Linked DNA regions of Homo sapiens: region 2 is linked to region 1. A link is a contact called in ENCODE Hi-C data. All regions are on one chromosome and are shown on one strand. Each heading gives the region's core, a stretch centred on a gene start or an enhancer-like site at or near the end of the contact. The rest is flanking DNA. Distances are from core to core; before and after follow the strand shown.

Region 1 (6,947 bases), core at 1,646-4,145:
TTATATATTCCAGACATTGTTCTAGGCACTGATATTACAGCAGTGAACAAAACAGACAAATCCGCTGCTTCCATGGAGCTTATATTGGAGGTTGGGTGGCAGTAAAGTAGATAAACATAAGGCAGGTGGTAAACGCTCTAAAGAAAAATAAAGCACAGTGATGAGCCAGCTAGTCATGAGAAGGAGTTCTGTTTTACGTAGGGGTATCAGGGAAGGCCTCACTTGTAAGATATGGCACTGTTACAGAGACACGATGAAGTGAGGAAACTAGTTAGCCAGGCAGACTATTTGGGGAATTATTCCAGGCTGACGGAAAATTGCAAGTGCAGATACACGAATGCAGGATTAGGCTTGGTGTATCTGAGTGGAACCAACAGAGCAAGGGAGGAGTGTTAGGAAATGAGGGTAAAAGGGCAGAGGAGTAAAATTAAATAAGACAGTGTACTCCATAAAAAAGTAATTGCATTTTACTTGGAAATGGGAAGCCATGGGAAGGTTATGAGCAGGGGAGAGGCATGACCACATTTATTTCATAAAACAATTGCTTTAGCTACTATTGAGACTATGACTTTGGAAGGGCAAGAGCAGAAGCAAGAACATGACAAGGCTATTGCAGTTATTCAGGTGAGAGATGGGTGGCCTGGCCTGCACTGCTGGCACTGGAGATGGGGAGAAGTGGTCAGATTCTGAATGTATTTCAAATGTTTATGCTGAGTGAAAGAGTCAGACAAAAAAAGAATGTATACGATATTATTCCATTTATATCAAATTCTAGAAAATGCAAACCAATCTGCAGTGACAGAAGGTTGTCTGAAGACAGCTGGGACAAGGGAGGGAGGGATTATAAAGGATCATGAGAACTCTTTCAGAGGTGATGTTGATGAATATGTTAATTAACTTCATTGTGGTAATGGTCTCATGGGTGTAGACATATGTCAAAAATTATCATTGTACACTTTAAACATGTGCAATTTATTGTAGGTTAATTATACTTCAACAAAGCTATTAAAAAAGACATGGGATTGTCTGATGGATTGGACTTGGGTGTGAGAAAAAAGAGGTCGAGGATGGTTTGTATGTTTTTGGCTTAAGCACCTAGAAGATAGGAATTAAATTGTCATTCCTATTCCTCAAATAGGGAAGACCGAAAGGAGCAGAGTTTGAGAGAAAAAGATAAAGAGTTTGGTTTTCAACATATTGTTAGAGATGCCTATTAGACACATCTAAGATATTAAAACAAATAAATACACAGTAGAAAAGAAATGAAGAATGAACAGAACTACTACTTGGATAGAAAGTGCTTGTCCGTGACCTTACCAAATGTATATTTCTCAAGACAGCATTGGAATTACATTGGCCCAGTAGGAACTCTCACGGCTCCTACAGACAAAAATTTGTGAGCATCTGTTTACCGTTTTTTCCTTATTCGATATAATGGATTGCACAGACAAGCCACATTCTTTCTTCTTGCTTTTAAGTAATACGATTTGTTTGGGAAACCAGCTGCTGGGTTTGTTGTTCAAGGTTGATGAGTAACCTTAGAGATTGCAATGAGAAGCTGCTGGTCACAGACAGATGCCAAGTTCTTCAACCAGGGCTGGAGAGCATTGTAGCCACTCTTCTGGAGAGCATTGTAGCCACTCTTCTCTGGGCTGACCTGCTCATGCAGTCCCCCGCTTTTTTAACTGCACATATAAATCATCCAGTTATAGTATGATTTAAATAAGATTTTGCTTCCCTGCTCAGAAAGAAAGTACAAAAATTGCTTGTTGCTTGATGGAGGCTTTACAGAGCTGTGATTAAAAAGGAGCATACTACCTGGGTTTGAATCTTAGCTCCATCACTCACTAGGTGTTTGAATGCCTTAAGGTAGTCATCTCTGAAATGGGGATCATAATAGGACCTACTACTCTAAGGTGCGATTGTTGTGAAGATTAATCTTAATTCTGGCATGAAATAAGTATAAAATGGAAGCTCATCACACTGTTATTAAATTAATTTACTTTTTTCCTATGGATATAGATCTAGGAATCTCAAGATCTCAGCCCAAGGACCATTACCCATTTCTATCAACGACCAAGCAGGCCACGGGCTCTGATTTATATCCTCAGCCCCCTATTCCACTCACCTCCCCCTTTCTTAATCAAAGAGCACCACGGGATGGTGCCCCCAAGGAAGCCCTGGGAGGCTGAAAAGGAGGGAGCCTGAAACCAGAGACTAACAGTGGCAAATCGCGGGTGGGATTTGGCAGTTCAGAAAAGGAGGTACCATGCCAAGAGTGGGGGTAGCGGGGTGAAGTAGCGGGGTGAAGTGGGGGGCTGGTTCGGGACAGGCCACAAACCAGAAACTGCGAGAAGGCGCCAGAAGGGACCTGTTGAGATGGCGCAGGGTTGGGGGACCCAAGCGCGCGGGGAGGGGTGAACTAAGAATGGAGTCACGCGGAGGTGCTGCGAGGGACTGGGGCAAAGGCAGGTGATTGGGCGAGGGAGTCCTGGTTGCCACGGCAGCGACCAGAGGAGAAGGCTTCGAGGAGAGGAGGAGGCTGCTGTCAGTCCTCCTCCTGGAGGTCTCCCGCATCCCTCCTAGAGCCTCTGCTGACGTGTCAGTCGGAAACTGCTCAGACCTTCGCGGGCGCCGCCCCTCTGCGCTTGTCTTCCCACATGCCCCCGGCGCTCCGCCTGGTCCCTGCCCGCGTCCCTGCCCCCGTCCCTGCCCCCGTCCCTGCCCCCGTCCCCGCCCCGTCCCCGCCCCCGCCCCCGCCCCCGTCCCCGCCCCCGTCCCCGCCCCGTCCCCGCCCCAGCCCCCGCCCCAGCCCCCCCGTCCCCGCCCCGTCCCCGCCCCCGTCCCGCCCCTCTGCGCCCGCCCCGGCCTCCTCCTCCGCGTCACCGGCTCCCCGAGGTGACCACAACATGGCTGCGGCGCCTGGGCTGCTCGTCTGGCTGCTCGTGCTCCGGCTGCCCTGGCGGGTGCCGGGCCAGCTGGACCCCAGCACTGGCCGGCGGTTCTCGGAGCACAAACTCTGCGCGGACGACGAATGCAGCAGTGAGTGCGCTGGAGGGGCGGCTGGCCTCGGGGCGGCTGGCCTTGGGGTCTCCGCCGGCCCCGGGGGTCTCCGCGGCGGCGCCGCCTGGGCTGTGCGGGGACGGGAGTTCCGCAGCCCCTGGCCGGCCCGGGGGTCGCAGGCGGGATGGGCTGAACGCGGGGGTGGGCGCGCTCCGGGTCCCTGTGTCTGCCTTCTCCCGCTCTGCCTGCGCCCGGCCCCTCGGGCCTGACCATGGGGGCTGCACCTCCCACTTGTTGCCAGCGTTTTATTTTTCCTCTGCTGAGGCGGGGGGTTGCTTGCGGTGGTCCCCGGCTTCCCCAATAGTGGCTCACAGCGTCCCCTTCCCACCCCCCCAATCCGCCTGGGCTCGGAGGGTAGATGTGGTTGCGCGCCGCGCGTCTGGGCTCCCCACGCCGCAACCAAAGCTTTCCTGCCCGCGCTGCGGGGACCTCGGTGGGTGCATCACCCCGGCAGATGCGCTAAGGGCTCGGTGGGCGTTTTCCCAGTGGCAGGTTGATGGTGGGGTTTGTTTGGAAAGGCTCCCTGGCGCTGCTCCTTTGCCCTTCTGCTTTATTGGGATTTGGGCTTGTACCGCCTTTTGAACAGGAATTGGGAGTTTAGGTTTGGGACGAGTCTGGAGTCCAAGCACTCATTGTATTCCGAGGTCTCTGCCCCGACTTTGATCAATCCTGTCGTTTCTGTGCTTGGAAGCCGCCTTGCAGACTGCTAGGCAGGACTGCAGGAAGACCAAAATCTTTCGCTCTGCAGAGACCGAGGATCTGCACCGGCCACCTGGGACCGGCAGCCTCCTCTTCTGTGCGCAGGAAGCGGAATTGCTCTCCAGTCTGGGATTGGAGGTGGGCGGTGGAGAGGGCACAGATCTTCAGGCTCAGATGAAGAAGGTTATTACAGGAATGACAGTAAATACTCCAAGGGTCTCATAAGCCAAGCTTGGTTTAGCCTTAGCCGCTTGCGTGTTGAAACCTCTTCCCTCTATGTTCGCCGGACCAGGATCATTTTAGGGCCTCCCAGACCGTCTCAACCTTGTAACTTACTGATAGCCACTGCAGAAACGGTTTTTCATACACTGTTAAGCAATGCCTATAGAAACGTATTCATTTTAAGAAGGCCAAGAACTCTATGGTTTAGCTATTTATATTCAAATTGATGTTATCAAAACCGAATTTCATAATATGAACTGTTTGTATCTCTACAACACTAATCAAGAAAAGAGATCTCTAATGAGTGTGAAGCCATTCCTAGAGATAACCCTGTGGTTGATGTAAATAAACACTACAAAAGCGGTACAACTGCCATGATTTTTCCCTTTAGTTTTCTTGGGTCAAAGCCACGCTGTTACCCATTTGCCGTTGGCAATGGCAAGATAGTTGGTATTCTTTGCTTGCAAGCATTGCCCTGCCTGGGTTCCTCAAAACAGGTTACCTGGAGAATCATCACATCACTGATGCTTCTTCAGTACTGAGGCATGATGTTAGAAGAGCTCACGGTTGTAACATAACTTGAGAAATGGTACGTGTTCAGAGGAAACCAAATACAATAGGCATCAACAGGAGCAAGGTCTAGATGGGTCTGTGTTGTGTTGTAGAAAGTGTTTAGTAATGTGAGTATGTACGGTGCCCTTGTGTGGTTTTCAAATAGCTGTTCCACAGGGTGCATTTTGTTGGCATCTCAAATATTATTATAAATCCTCTATGATCTATTGTAAGGGGGAGCAAAAGAAACATTGCCATTTTCAATTCTGATCTTATTCCCAACCTTAAATTGTCCATCATCTTAAACCTGGCCTCACACTCAATTATATCTGAGCTACAAAGCTGACATGTTGGAAAGTAATCAGAGTTTAGCTTCAAAAAACAAGTAGCCCCTTCCAAATCTATATGCGTGTATAGCCATTTAAAGGCACGTTTTTAATGTATTTTATTGCAAATTGGCTTTTGGAAAAAATCTTATTTCTATTCGTCCTTCTTTGTCTCTGCTATTTAGATGTATTTATTGTCCATTTCATCTTACATGGGAAACTGTGTATGTGGTCAACAAAAATAAAAGTACTGCTTCAGCCAGTTTCTAGATCAAGCGTGATTGAATTACTGACCTATTCTCATAGTTTTGCTTAGTCCCAGCCAAATGAGATGTCGACTTTTGATTTTGTTTATAGAAAAATATACATAAGGGTATTCTTTCCTTTGTTTTGAAACTTAATTTTGGATACAGTCAACATTATTTACTTTCAGAAAATATTGCCTTGTGATGTAATTGAATCTATAGTAGGGTGTGATAGATATCTTTTCCCATTAATTTATCCAGACACTGTACTAAGGGAACAACTTGGCTGCAAATGAAATTGACAGTGTTTACTGCTACATAGTACTGGTTACAGTCACTTGAAGATAGACCCTTTTAGTGGTTAGTTCAAGTTAATTGACCTCTTGGGGGTTCCTGGGTACTCTAGTTCCCTATTACCCGTTCATGTAGCCATGCTTAAGTTAATCATCATCTGGGCTTGAATTTACCCATTTGCAAAAGGAAGCTTTTTATGAATATGAAACAGAAAAGATTGAGGACTAGAAGGTTAGAGAGGGAATCGAGAGTTTCACTTGGGTGAGAAAAGCCATGTGTGGTAGTTGGCACATTGCTTTTTGTTTCTCAGTATTATCCATAGAGAAAAATAGAGAAGGTTTTCCTTTCCCTTGTCTGCTTGCAGAAGGTATGATTTATAGCAGTAAAGCTCAAAGGATTTGAGATACTTTGAGCATATGAAAGAAATTCCAGAGAGTACTGGAAAAACTTGGTTGTTGTTTATAGTGGGATTCTTATATTTCCTGATAAATCAATATGCACTGTGAACACTGAATCCTGATATCTGGCTATTTTTTTTCTCTCTCTTTATATACAGTGTTAATGTACCGCGGTGAGGCTCTTGAAGATTTCACAGGCCCGGATTGTCGTTTTGTGAATTTTAAAAAAGGTGATCCTGTATATGTTTACTATAAACTGGCAAGAGGATGGCCTGAAGTTTGGGCTGGAAGTGTAAGTAAAATATCGACATACTTTATTTGCTTAATTTTTATTGGCTTCTTTAGCACTGTAGAGTTAAATGACTGCATTTTCTTGGGACCTTTGATGGAGTTAACTTGTCCTCTCTGCCTGACTGTGAAAAAAGATGGCCCTGTGTCCCCAGCAGGCCTTGGGTCTGCACAGAGTAGGGGCTCAGCAGAGCCTTCTGAAATAGAACTGATTCTGGCAAGTTCCCCTCAGGGTCAACCTCTAGGATGCTGCATACGTATTAGAGGTTGAAATGGTAAGAGCTGAAAAATACTTCATTGCTTTAAAAAGGAAGTATTCATAGGAATTAGACTTACTCCTGTAAACTATATGTGAGAGAGTGTTTCAGGCATGTAAGCTTAAAGTTGATTTTATGTGTATTTCTTTGTTTATATTATTATTTATGAAAAAGTGGCAGTCTTGGGAACAGTTCCCTAATCATCTGTGCTATTATAAGTCTGTAAAAAAGCAAAATGTTGTTTCTCGTGTGCTTTCTTGTTTGTTTGTTTTTTTTTTTTTGAGGCGGAGTCTTGCTCTGTCGCCCAGGCTGGAGTGCCGTGGCGCGATCTCGGCTCACTGCAAGCTCCGCCTCCCGGGTTCACGCCATTCTCCTGCCTCAGCCTCCCGAGTAGCTGGGGCTGCAGGTGCCTGCCACCACACGGCTAATTTTTTGTATTTTTTTAGTAGAGACGGGGTTTCACTGTGTTAGCTAGGTCTCGATCTCCTGACCTTGTGATCCACCCACCTTGACCTCCCAAAGTGCTGGGATTACAGGCGTGAGCCACCGCAACCAGCCTCTTGTTTGTATTTTTGTTTGCAGCCTTGGGGTCATCCTTGTCCT
Region 2 (6,947 bases), core at 1,984-4,483, 5.5 Mb after region 1:
GGAGGAAGTACTGACTCTGGTGGAGGCAGCGCCACCCTGCAGAACACCCTGGCATCTTGCAGTGTGATTCTCCAGCTTTAGCCCACCTAGAGTCTCCCAACAGAGAGAGCGGGCAGAGCAACCATGTTGGAGACAGAGTGGGGCAGGATATCCAGAGAGGTGAACTCTGTCCTGGGATGCCTGGTGTAGTAGTGAGCTCCCCATCACTGGAGGAATCCAAGATAACATTGCAGTCTGCAGAGGCACCAAAGTGCTTGTTCCCCAAGAGGGAGGGCAGGGCTGGGGAAAGAGTAAAGGTGTTGGCAATAAGCAGACTTGGGCATGGAGTAGTCAAGCTCCAGAGGGGTTCCATCCTAGCTGTGTGACATCAGGTACGTGTGAGACCTCTCTGAACATCTGTGGCCTGGCTCAAATGCCGCACACTTCATAGCCCTGCACTCAGAGGTTGACCAAAGTGCCTGCCAGGCCTGAGGTGGGCTGGGGTCCCCTTCACCTAGCCACAATGGCTGCCTACTAGGTCTCCCACATGGGTATTCCTGCTCCTTTGCCCCAGACAGCCCATCTGTCCTTCCAGCCACCTTCCCTAGGAGGCCAGCCCGTTCTGTTGTTTGGCATCCCTGTCTCTGACCTGGTTCTCGGGTGCAGCCACCCCCAGAGGAGAGAAGCCCAGCCCAACCTGAGCTGGCGTCTTTGAGACTGACAATGGAGGCGGCCACGAAGGCTGGAGGGTCCCTGCCCAGCCTGGCCCCCAAACCCCTCCCTCCAGTCAGCTCATCCCACCCCTCTTGGCTAAACCTCATCTGATCCCAGGGACCTCAGAGGAGAGAGAAAGGGATCCCTACTCCCTAGGCAGCGTTGGGGGAGCACCTGGGCCTCAATTACCCCAGGAACTCACTGCCTGACACTTCTTAACTCCCTAGTGGGTCTCCTTCCAGGGGCAGAAATCTGGGTGTGACTACCTGGGCTCCCCTGCGCCTGTTTGGCCTGAAGACATCATCTTTGCCCCGGTGGTGGTGGGGAGCCCAAACCAGGAGCACAGAATCAGCAGGAAGGGACTTTTTATTATTATTATTTTCAGACAGGGTCTCACTCTGTCACCCAGGCTGGAGTGCAGTGGCACAGTCCTACTAGGTCACTGTAACCTTGAACTTCTGGGCCCAAGCGATCCTCCCACCTCAGCCTCCCAAGTAGCTGGGACTACAGGTGTGTGCCACCACACCTGGCTATCTTTGTAAAATTTTTGTAGAGATTATGTTGCCCAGGCTGGGGAAGGTACATTTCTTAACCCTAGGGCTGGCTATACAGGAATCCATTTTATTACTTTTTAAACTGTGCATGTATCTGACATACACTCTTTCCTGTCTGCATTTTTTCACATTAAAAAATATATATTTTAAAGGGGCCAGGCACGGTGGCTCACACTTGTAATCCCAGCACCTTGGGAGGCCGAGGCGGGTGGATCACCTGAGGTCAGGAGTTCGAGACCAGCCATGGCCAACATGGTGAAACCCTGTCTCCACTAAAAATACAAAAATTAGCTGGGCATAGGGGCAGGCGCCTGTAATCCCAGCTACTTGGGAGGCTGAGGCAGGAGAATTGCTTGAACCCGGGAGGCGGAGATTGCAGTGAGCCAAGATTGTGTCACTGCACTCCAGTATGGGCGACAGAGCAAGACTCCATCTCAAAAATAAATAAATAAATAAAAAGTATTTTAAAGGAAGGGGAGGCAGGCTCTGGTTCCCACACAATCCCCGCTCAGTGACCCTGGAGCCACCCCTGGCCACGCTCTGCCAGCAGAGAACCAAAGCCAGGTCCCTTCAGCCCTAAAGAGGCCATAACCACATGTAACCCCCGTGAAATGTCCGCACATGGCCCCGCTCTGGCTGAGCAGGGAGAGGCAGCACAACCAGAAGGTTCCACAGGCATCCACAACCCTCCCTGGGGCTTTCCAAGAGTATCTGAGATGCCTGTAGGGTGGGAGACGTCCTTCCCCTAAACAGACAACCCTGCCACAGCTTCACAGAGGTGAGATTTCGGAAGGGAGCCCCAGGCAGAAAAAGGGACTAAATTTGGGGGCAGGAGGGTCACCGCTTTTGGGGACCTTCGTAGCCCCCGCAGGTGCAGCCCTGGGGGAGAGATCTGCCCATCGCAGCCTCCAGAGGCAGTGAGGACGCCCTGCCCAAGGGGCAAGCAACGTAGGTGATGGGGGCAGCAAAGGGGCGCAGGAGGCCTGGGCCAGGCCCAGTGATCCCACCCCTCAGGCCCTGCCCCCGGGCCTCGGCCTGCACAAATCAGGTTGATTCCCGACCTCCACAATACCCAGGGCACTGTGCTGCAGGGACACTTTCCCACAAGCCCAACCCCTCACAGCAGCACAAGGGAAGAGGCAAGAAGACCTGAGGGTGGTGGGCAGAGCCAGGCCTCCAGCACACGGAACACAGAGGGACTGCAACGGTCCTCTGTTCAGGTGCCTGAGAGCGGGATCTCCTCCGCCTCAACTGGATCTCAGCTTAAAGGCCAGCTCATTAGAGACCACTGTGACCTCCCTTCTGGGCGGCCGTCCCCAACCCTGGGCCCCACCCCCACGGCCCCCGCCTCACCCCGGGGTCCCCAGGCCACCTCCTCCTTTGCTTCATCTGCGGCCAGCTCCCCGGCGTCTGCTCCGGGCCCAGGTATGAGCCCGCGCGTCACTGCGGCCGCCGGGGCGCCGAGGCCAGTGCGGGGACACAGCAAGCCTCCCGCCTTCGGACCTTCCGCCGTGGCCCCGCGAGTGCCACAGGTTTCCACAGGGCCGGGGCACGTGGACCCGCGCAGCCTGGGAGCCAGGAACCCCAACCCCGGCGAGGGGCGCCTCGCACCCCCGTCCTCACGCAGTCCCCGAGGCCTCCCGGTGACTGCCGGGTGTGGGAGGAGGAAGGTGGCAACCAGCCCCGCAGCTCCAGTTGCTGCAGGAGCCCCCCGGGCCTCAGTCTCCAAATACGCCAAACGGGCGGGAGTGAGCCACAGGCTGTCTTCGCGGAAGACTCACAGGCGCAGGCGCAGACGGGTGCGCGCCCCTAGGGTGCGCGCGAGCTAAGACCGCGGCCCGGGGCAGGGTGTCCCCGGCCCCGCCCCCTGCAGCCCTACCGGAGCCAGCGCGCCTGCGTCGCGGGCGCACGGTGGGCGGAGTTCCCGGCGTCTCCGCCCCTTACCCGGCGTGCCCCGCGCCCGGAGGCGCTGACGTGGCCGCCGTCAGAGCCGCCATCTTGTGGGAGCAAAACCAACGCCTGGCTCGGAGCAGCAGCCTCTGAGGTGAGGGCGAGGGGCGCGGGCCGGTGTGGGCCGCAGAGACGTTGGAGCCGGCGGGGGCTGGGGACTGGCCTCGGGGCGACTTGAGGTTCGCGAAGGGCACGTCGACCCCCGCGGCGGCGGCGGCGACAGGGCCGGGCCGGGGGCGGACGCAGACGGGCCGGGCTGAGGCTGGGGCCCGGCCGGAGTCGGGGCTGGGCGGACGGGCGGGTCGGTGAGCTCCTCGCACCCCTCACAGGTTCCCGAAGTCGCTCGCGGCCGCTTGTCCTCCTCTGCCTGTCCCTGCCCCCGCCCGTCGCCCGGAAGTCCGCTTGGACGCCGGGCTCTTCTCCAGGAAACCTGGGCTTCCTGCTTCCCTCGCCTCTGCCTTTCTCGTTTCCCGAGGCCGCCCGCGCGTGGACGGTTGGGATTAGCGGCCGCGGGGGCCGGTGGGGGTCGTGGGGCCTCCCCCACCCGAGTACAGGCGAGCGAGCGGCATCCGGGCGGACCCCCGCCTCGGGGACCGGGAAACTGAGGCTCGGGCGGCCTGAGACGCCGTCAAGGTCATGTAGGTGGTGGGGGCTTGCATCTTCGCCTCCCGACTCCATCCAGTTCGTGTTTGCTGTGAAGACGGTACCGGGTCAGGGGTGGTGAGAGCGGGCGGGCAGGTGGACAGGAACCCCGTGCCCTTCCCTGTCTGCTGAACGGAATGCGTGGACCTCCGGGGGAGCCCAGAGTGCCTCCCTTCACACCAGTGAGACGCAATTTGGGGTCAGCACTCAGGGCACCGGTGGCCTCCAGAGGGCCGGTCGATCTTCGCTTTAACTCCAGGGTGGTTTCCTTGACGTTGTCGGCAGTAGATAAGAAGGCCTCTTCTGAGCTGGTGAATCTTTAACCTACCTGAATCTTTAACCTGCCTGCGGAACGACCTGCTCGCAGACTCTAGGCCGCAGAGGCCGGCCCCAGCGCTCTCTCGGAGCACAGCCTGGGTGGTTACGGCGTGTGAGATTGGGGCTGGACAGCCGTGCGCACCTAGAGTGTTAAATAACCATTCCGACGGCACCTCCTGGCACTCCCTTTCAGTCCAGGCAGCCAGTTGCTGCTTTGCAGGAATTGAGCAGAAATGCACTCGGAATCGCGGGCAGGAAAAGAAGGGAGGTCGGAGGCTTTGGATGGTCCCCGAAGTCGCCGCCTAGTTGAGAGCTGTAGAGTTGGTGCCACTGCCCCTGTTGGAGTGGGCAGTTGTAGTTCTTGTTTCAGAACTAGTGGTCAGCAGTTTTCTTTGCCGGCTGTTGCAAGGCTGGTGGTTCTGGCGTTTTCCGCAGTGTGTTGGGAGGAGTGTGAGATGCCGCGGTGCAGTTGTGTGCGGCCCCTGTGGCCCTCTGCTGTTGCGTTAGCCATTGTCTAACACGTGTGACCGCATGGATGGTGTCCTCATTTAATTTGAATTTTCACCAGCACTGCCTAGGTAGCCAGAACCATAAGGTCCTGAAATGCCGTACTATTAGCTGGGTCCAAAATTGAGAAGAATTGAGTAGTGTAAATGTTAGTCACACATCTCATTGGACACATTGTTAGAGTGTGTTGTCCATGTTTTCACATGTTGGTAGACTGGAGAATAGCTGTCACTTGTCTTCAGGCGTATCTTGTTGAAAATAAATCCAAATCACTGCAGCAGTAGGAATATGCTGTTGCCTGTGAGGCAGATTTTCGGATTTGCTAGTTGAAAAAGATTTGAAACAGTTGGTTTGGACAACAGCTGAGTCACACAATGACTGTGAGTGAAAAGCAAAAACTGGTTCTGTGCCCCTCACAGTTCTGGTTTTGTACATCATGTGGTCTAGCTATGGGCTGTACCTCTTGCACAATATGGAGAGGACATTCAGACATCTTCAACTGCTCATCTGCCCCTACGGACCAGACAGGCTTGAAACTATAGGAAGATGCATTTGACCTTTCATTTTTCAGTTCAGTAGAATTTAATATGGACTGTCAGCCGCTGCGGTGATCATGGAAGTAGACCTAAGAGAAAAAAACTTGTGCAAGTTCACACGTGGAGTAGTATATGACCATGGTTTCAGAGAACTGAAGCAGTTCTTTTTAGATTCTTCAAATTAAATGTCTCCTTGGTGTATTTAAACCTGCTGTTACTCACAGGCCAGGCTCCACCAAGCTTTCCTACACACTTCTTCCTGAGCTGTGACCATTCTCCTGAGCAAGAGGCTGCAGCCAGCCTGGGCTGGCGGGCCCATACTGTCTCTCATAGGCATTCTCTCCCCTTGACCTTTCACCTCCGTAAATTCAAGAGGGTGAAAGGAAATAGAGTGCACTGTCAAAGATAATTGGGAGAGAAACACGAAAAGGCCTCGCAGTGGGGATCTTAAATTATGAGAACTTGTGTTTTCTGTGTTGTGCCTGCTCCTCATTGGCGTGGATGGTTGGTAGGGGCATTCTGCCCGTAGCGTCTGAAGTGGTCTTTTGGAAAAGATTTGGCCCCTTCATGTTGGGATTCCAGGACTTGCCTTCATCCTCAGGTTAATATTCTCCTGTGATTGTTACAAGCTCTCTAAGGCATAGTTGCATTTATTGCCTTACAGCTGCGCAGCTGCCGCACCGTCCAGATAGGTAGTTTCACATTCTCAGGTGGGTCAGATGACCTTGTTAGCGACTTGACAGACATGTCCTGGATGCTCTTTGTTCCCAGGAGGCTCTCAGGTCCTCCCCCAGGGTCCTGTCACTCAGCCACCTACAGGGATGGGGAGACAGTGAGGCTGGCTGATAAGCCATAAAGTCCTTGACTAATCCTGGTTTCCTGGTTCTCACACAGTGGTAACAAGGGCTTGCAGCCGGTTGTCAGCCAACAGACTGGGAAGGGTGGTGCTTCTTACAGGCCCTGATAACAGGAGAAGCCTAAATGACAAGAGAAGAGACAGGGAAAGCATAAAAGGCAGGCAGATTTTCACAGGCACAGCAATTGAAAATGATTCTGTTTAGAAGGCAGACATTCTCCCACACCCTTGAGGCCCAGGGCTCACTGCTGGTGTACAGCATGAAGTGGACAGGAGAGTTGATTCAGTCCATGAACATTTCAGGAAGTTAGAAGTCTATAGTTGTGGATTGCAAAATACATATCTGGCCTGCCTCCCATTTCCTGGCTAAAATACTTGGAATCTCCGAAGTGATGATGTCTTTTTGTACCCTAATGAGTTGACCAGTGATGGGCAGCCCCTACGAAACTTCAGGGTAGGGCTAGTCACAGGGCCAAGGCAGGATTAGAGGGTTTCAGCCCCACCCTCCAATTTTCCCAGAGTGGAGAGGGACTGAAGATTGAGCTGGTCACCAATAGCCAATAATTTAATCAATCACACCTATACCATGAAGTCACACTTTTGCCTTCAGTAGTTAACAGCATCTACAGCCCCGTGTTTCCACATTTGTACAAAGGAATGTTCAGACTGAACCACACTTAAGTACAATTTTGAAACAGCATGAGGCTGGGCGTAGTGCCTCACGCCTGTAATCCCAGCACTTTGGGAGGCTGAGGCGGGTGGATCATGAGGTCAGGAGATTGAGACCATCCTGGCGAACATGGTGATACCCCGACTCTACTAAAAATACAAAAAAATAGGCCAGGTGTGGTGGTGTGCACCTGTAGTCCCAGCTACCCGGGAGGCTGGGGC

Evidence for each region. Hi-C counts contacts between places; a loop is a spot of excess contacts on that map. Pooled maps may share reads with other maps.
Region 2: a pooled map shows a loop between it and region 1 (14-fold over the local background). The contact joins the promoter of ARF1 here to the promoter of MIA3 in region 1. A Hi-C loop is called at or near these places in 5 of 50 pooled maps.

What each region holds. Positions count from the first base shown.
Region 1 is chr1:222,615,202-222,622,148 of GRCh38, forward strand. It overlaps MIA3 (MIA SH3 domain ER export factor 3), which reads left to right and starts at 2,896. Exons shown (of 28, transcript NM_198551.4): 1 at 2,896-3,042; 2 at 5,958-6,091. The coding sequence starts at 2,910. RefSeq lists a cis regulatory region at 1,306-1,888, silencers at 2,694-2,763, 2,934-3,193 and enhancers at 2,714-3,596, 3,877-3,936.
Region 2 is chr1:228,079,475-228,086,421 of GRCh38, forward strand. It overlaps ARF1 (ARF GTPase 1), which reads left to right and starts at 3,234. Exons shown (of 5, transcript NM_001658.4): 1 at 3,234-3,291. RefSeq lists silencers at 2,531-2,660, 2,671-3,490, 3,521-3,620.